Regions from separate parts of the Homo sapiens genome. Here region 1 is linked to region 2. The links are chromatin contacts, found by Hi-C in ENCODE. All regions are on one chromosome and are shown on one strand. Each heading gives the region's core, a stretch centred on a gene start or an enhancer-like site at or near the end of the contact. The rest is flanking DNA. Distances are from core to core; before and after follow the strand shown. Region 1 holds the start of HUWE1 (HECT, UBA and WWE domain containing E3 ubiquitin protein ligase 1). Region 2 holds the start of NDUFB11 (NADH:ubiquinone oxidoreductase subunit B11).

What was found. Hi-C counts contacts between places; a loop is a spot of excess contacts on that map. Pooled maps may share reads with other maps.
Region 1: a pooled map shows a loop between it and region 2 (17-fold over the local background). The contact joins the promoter of HUWE1 here to the promoter of NDUFB11 in region 2. A Hi-C loop is called at or near these places in 5 of 50 pooled maps.

The regions. Positions count from the first base shown.
Region 1 is chrX:53,685,363-53,688,062 of GRCh38, reverse strand. It overlaps HUWE1 (HECT, UBA and WWE domain containing E3 ubiquitin protein ligase 1), which reads left to right and starts at 1,344. Exons shown (of 84, transcript NM_031407.7): 1 at 1,344-1,475; 2 at 1,695-1,793. RefSeq lists silencers at 1,163-1,337, 1,411-1,710 and an enhancer at 1,921-2,000.
Region 2 is chrX:47,143,371-47,146,070 of GRCh38, reverse strand. NDUFB11 (NADH:ubiquinone oxidoreductase subunit B11) reads left to right here and starts at 1,369. Exons shown (of 3, transcript NM_001135998.3): 1 at 1,369-1,598. The coding sequence starts at 1,392. RBM10 (RNA binding motif protein 10) reads right to left here and starts at 850. Exons shown (of 24, transcript NM_005676.5): 1 at 586-850. RefSeq lists an enhancer at 557-826.

The DNA of each region.
Region 1 (2,700 bases), core at 95-2,594, 6.5 Mb before region 2:
GTGTATATGAATGTAAGGGGAACTTTAAATTTATCCGTGTTTTACAATAATCATGTGTAATTAGGAAACCAATTTTAAAATGAAAAAAGAACAACCGAAGTTAATTACATGCTAAAGAAAGTATAGCTTCATGTTGCCACTAAATGTTACAGATGGGCCGGGTCTTTCGCCTGTAATCCCAGCGCTTTGGGAGGCCGAGGCGGGTGAACTGCTTGAGCCTAAGAGTTTGAGACCAGCCTGGCAACATAGTGAGACCCCGCCTCTACAAAAAATAAAAAGTTATCCAGGCGTGGTGGCGCATACCTGGAGGCCCAGCTACTTGGGAGACTGTAGGCAGGCAGGAGGATCCTTGAGCCCAGGAGGTCGAGGCTGCAGTGAGTCGTGACCGTGCCACTGCACTTCACCCTGGGTGACAGAGTGATGCTTTGTCTCAAAAAAAAAAAATTGTAAAAATATTCAATGAAACAGTGTATCTCGAAGGGGCCCTGTACATCTCCTGAGATCATATACAAAATTTTATGTGTAAGTATATATTGGGGTGGGGGACCCATTCATTAGATTCTCAATTCGAGGGATGAACCACTGCTCTGGAGGGCTGGAATTAGAGAAGTGGAGGGTATAATCACAGTTTTTATTTCCTCGATGTCTCAGGAGTTCTTTTAATAGTGCTTTTGTCTTTAAATACTAAATTAATACATACTTTTTATTAAAAATTGAAACCTTATCGAAGTAGCTAGAGTTCCAAGTCAAAGTTCTTCGCCCCTCCAATGTCGTCCGCAGCCCACAATAATTAAGTAGGGTTAACAGGTGATCTCCCACCAGGTCCTTTTTATTCCCATGTATTTACAGATGCAGATCCTCTACAGGATCCTTGTCAATCGCACTGCCGTTCCAAATAATTAAAGGAGGAAAAAAGAATGTTTATTGAGGGCTTACTATGTGCCTGAAGTGTTTTAAGGGTTTGCTCGCGTGAACTCTGGGTGGTCGGCTTCCCACGTCGTCTCCCACCCTCCGCTCTGGGTCCAGCCTTGCCCTCTTGCCCCACACTCCCCATTCTTCACAAGGCATCTGGCGAGGTCGTTAATTTTTAAAGGTAAATCAGATCAAATCATGTTCCCTTCCGCGGCTTCCACCGTGCCTCGAATCAAATCCCAATTCTTAGCGACCCTATCATCCTCTATGGTTGCATTTACTGGGCCTTGGGTAGCTCAGGCGCGGTCCCCTGCAAGGGACCCGACTTCACCGCGGAGGGAGCTCCCTCCCGAGGGGCAGGGGCGGGGCTTCGCTTGCGGTGGGTGGAGCCCCAAATCGAGTTTGAGCTGAGCCGAAGCGAGGAGGCTTTCGACTGAGGGCTAGCGAGGGGAGCAGGGCTGGAGCAGGGCTGGAGCAGGGCTGGAGCAGGGCTGAAGCAGGGCTGAAGCAGGGCCGCGGACCCCGCACGCTCCTGCGGGCCCCGCGGAGCCATTGCGGCCGAGGTGAGCGTCTATCCCTGGGCTGGAGGGCGAGCTCTGTACGCGCGGCCGTTCTCGGTTTCTCGCGGGTGGCAGTGGCGAGGTTGGGGGGGGAGTTCCCACGGGACCCTGCGCGGAGGCGCGGAGGTGGCGGCCTTGGGGAGCCTGCGGGAAAGGCTGCTGGAGGGGCAGGGCGGCCTGCCCCAACCCTCCCTGAACCCCGCCTCCTCTCCCCTCCCCCAGGCCTCGGCAGGCGCCAGCGGAGAGCTAGCCGCATCTTCGGGGGCAGCCCGGCAGCTGCCGGCGGCGCGGCGAGAGAGCGGCTGACAGAGGGGATGCGAGGTACCGGCATTAGCCATGGCCAAGTGGCCCTAAAGAGAGAGTAGAGGCCGGGCCTTCAGCGTTTCTCACTGGTTCGAGGAAGGCGGCCTCAGAGGAGAGGGAAGGTGAGGGGCGGGCAGGCAGGCTTCGCGGGTAACTACTAGGCGTTGCATATATATGTTTTGATATCTAAATGGTACTACACACACACACACATTCATTTCGACTAACTGCTTGTTTAAAAATCTGAGAATATGTCTTGTAGATCTTCTTATATCCGGGAATCCAAATTTATGTTGGGTTTTAAACAGCTGCATTGTATGATTGTACTACAGTTTATTTAACCATTTCCCGATTGATATACATTAGCTTGTTTCTCTGTTGGGGGAGGGAGGGGACTATTACAAGCAATGCCATAATGAATGGGTTTGTGTATATGTATCATGCCATGTATGAGTATTTCTGTAGGAGAAATTCTTAGAAGAGTAACCGCTGGGTCAGGGTGTATATGCATTTTGAATTTTGATAGATTTGTCCAAATTGCCTTCCCAAAAGCCTGTACTAATTTACACTCTTTAATGTTGTGCGAGAGTGCCTATTTTTCCACAGTTATGCCAACACGTATTATCAATCTTTGTAATTTTAGCCAATTTAAAGGGCAAAAAAATCGTATGTCATTGTTTTCATTTGCATTTCCCTGATTACTGGCGAAATTGATCATATTTTTGTTTGTAAATAGGCAAATATCAATAGTTTATATAGGCAGTTTTCCTATCTATAAGCAATAAGCATTTTGAAATTTTAATAATAAAAAACCTGTTCGCAATAGCAAGAGAAACGAATAAAAATACCTAGAAGTAAACTATAAAACTTTATTGACGAATACCATAAAAGAACATCTGCATGAAAAGAGAAGGAATACTATGCT
Region 2 (2,700 bases), core at 120-2,619:
AGTCACACACACATTCCCTGCATGCCCCTTCCCACCCAATAAGTGGGTTAGGGTCAATCAAAAGACAGTCGTCCCCCAAGCCCCGCCCCATGGATAAGGATCAGAGTCACAGACCGCCCCCCCTCAAAGGGTAAAGACCAGAGTCACATCCCCCCTCCGATCCCCCAGGAATAGAGACCAGAACCACAGAATATTTCCCCATGGACCGATAAACACCAGAGTAACACAGAGCAGCATCCCCTCTCCTATGCACAAACTCAAAGTCGCAGACAACCGCTTCCCCACTGATAAACTTCGATGTAGCCGACACAGTGATCCACAGTAGCCCACTCCCATCCGTCCCTCCCTTCCCCCAACCCGCATGCACCCATCCCATGTCCCAGTCGCGCACGCGCCTTTGCTCACACCAAAAAAAAAAAAAAAAAAAAAAAAAACCAAAAAAAAAAAAACCCTCCCGGGTTGAGACATTGCACCAACCCCTCCGTTCCGCGCATCTCCCCCGACCCGAAGTCCGCCCTCGCGCCTCCTCTACGTCCCCGCCCCGGGCCCCTTACCTCCGCCCCCACGACCAGCGTCGACGCTCACCTTCTCGGCCCGGGCTGTCAAGGAAGGGCTCCCAGACATCACCTCTGCCCGCCGCCACCTCCTCCAACTCTCCCAGCTCAGCCGGAGCCGGAGCGCGCAACAACCAAGTCCGAGACTGGAGGCAGATCGGGGGGAGGGGAGAAGCGCCAAGCGCGCTGCCCTCCCAGGGAAACTCACTGCCGCCTACTCCCAGCCGGCCACAGTCACCAGCTCAAAATGGCGACGACGAGAAGGGAGTCGGCGCTCCGACCACCATCCACCTACTAAGGAAGCGCGCTCTGGCCGGCCCCGGCGATTGGTCACCGCCCGCTAGGGGACAGCCCTGGCCTCCTCTGATTGGCAAGCGCTGGCCACCTCCCCACACCCCTTGCGAACGCTCCCCTAGTGGAGAAAAGGAGTAGCTATTAGCCAATTCGGCAGGGCCCGCTTTTTAGAAGCTTGATTTCCTTTGAAGATGAAAGACTAGCGGAAGCTCTGCCTCTTTCCCCAGTGGGCGAGGGAACTCGGGGCGATTGGCTGGGAACTGTATCCACCCAAATGTCACCGATTTCTTCCTATGCAGGAAATGAGCAGACCCATCAATAAGAAATTTCTCAGCCTGGCCGAAAATGGTTGGCCCCACGAAGCCACGACAACTGGAGGCAAAGAGGGTTGCTCAACGCCCCGCCTCATTGGAAAACCAAATCAGATCTGGGACCTATATAGCGTGGCGGAGGCGGGGCGATGATTGTCGCGCTCGCACCCACTGCAGCTGCGCACAGTCGCATTTCTTTCCCCGCCCCTGAGACCCTGCAGCACCATCTGTCATGGCGGCTGGGCTGTTTGGTTTGAGCGCTCGCCGTCTTTTGGCGGCAGCGGCGACGCGAGGGCTCCCGGCCGCCCGCGTCCGCTGGGAATCTAGCTTCTCCAGGACTGTGGTCGCCCCGTCCGCTGTGGCGGGAAAGCGGCCCCCAGAACCGACCACACCGTGGCAAGAGGACCCAGAACCCGAGGACGAAAACTTGTATGAGAAGGTGAGAGGCGGGGGGGGGGGGGGGGGTAGTGGGGACGGAACCCCGAAGGGGTCAGTCCGGGATCGGCAGATGGGGCGCTGTAGAGGACGTTCTTAGGCAGTAGAGGACTGCGCGGCCGGCGAAAGCCTAGAAGACTTGGGAATTTTGCCTACCTTGTGTTCCTCCTTTGTCTCTCGGTATCTTCGTTCCAGGGCCAGAGGCAGGATTGGTTTTATTTTGCAGACAGAAATCACACCTCAAGTGGACAGCGCTCAAAACACGTTAGAAGCAGTATAGTACAACGATAATACTAAACACCGATATGGCACTTGCTCGTTGCCGTCTGCATTCTTTTTTTTTTTTTTATAGGGACGAGATCTCGCTATGTTGCCCAGGCTGGTCTCGAACTCCTGGCTCAAGCGATCCTCTCGCCTCGGCCTCCCAAGGTGCTGGGATTACAGGCATGAGCCACCGCTCCGGGCCCCGTCTGTGTTCTAAACACTTGACATGCATTAGCTCATCTTATACTCGAAACAAACCCCATTTCGAGGTGGGCTCTATTATTATACTCATCCTACAGATGAGGAAACTGAGGCACAGAGATGTTAAGTGGATTGCCCTAGCTCACATAACTGAATACATGGTGGAGGTGGAACTGGTATTTGAATTTAGGGCTACCAGGTCTGCTGTGCTGTATTAATAGCAGACGCTGTGAAATCAGGCAGCACTGACGGTTACCCACCCGTGTGATCTTGGTAGCATAAACCCTTGGTGCCTCAGTTTCTTTGTCTGTAAGATGGGAACAGTAATAGGACACCTTCTAAAAAATAGGACACCCCACCTGCCTCATGTAATTAAATGAGTAAAAATGGTCAGAACAGCAGCTGGCACTTCGTAAGTATGTACTCAGCACTAGAATGTGTTTATTATTGCCATGTTTCACCTCACTGAGATATTGTGAGGTGTTTCTATGTGAAAAGACTGGCACATAATAAGTACTTCATCAATACTAACCTCTGGTTAAGGGGCTTGGATATATAGGATGCTTGTTCATTCTGTAAATATGTATTGAGGGCCTGCTGTATGCCAGGCTCAGTTCAGGGCCCTGGGGATACAGCAGTGT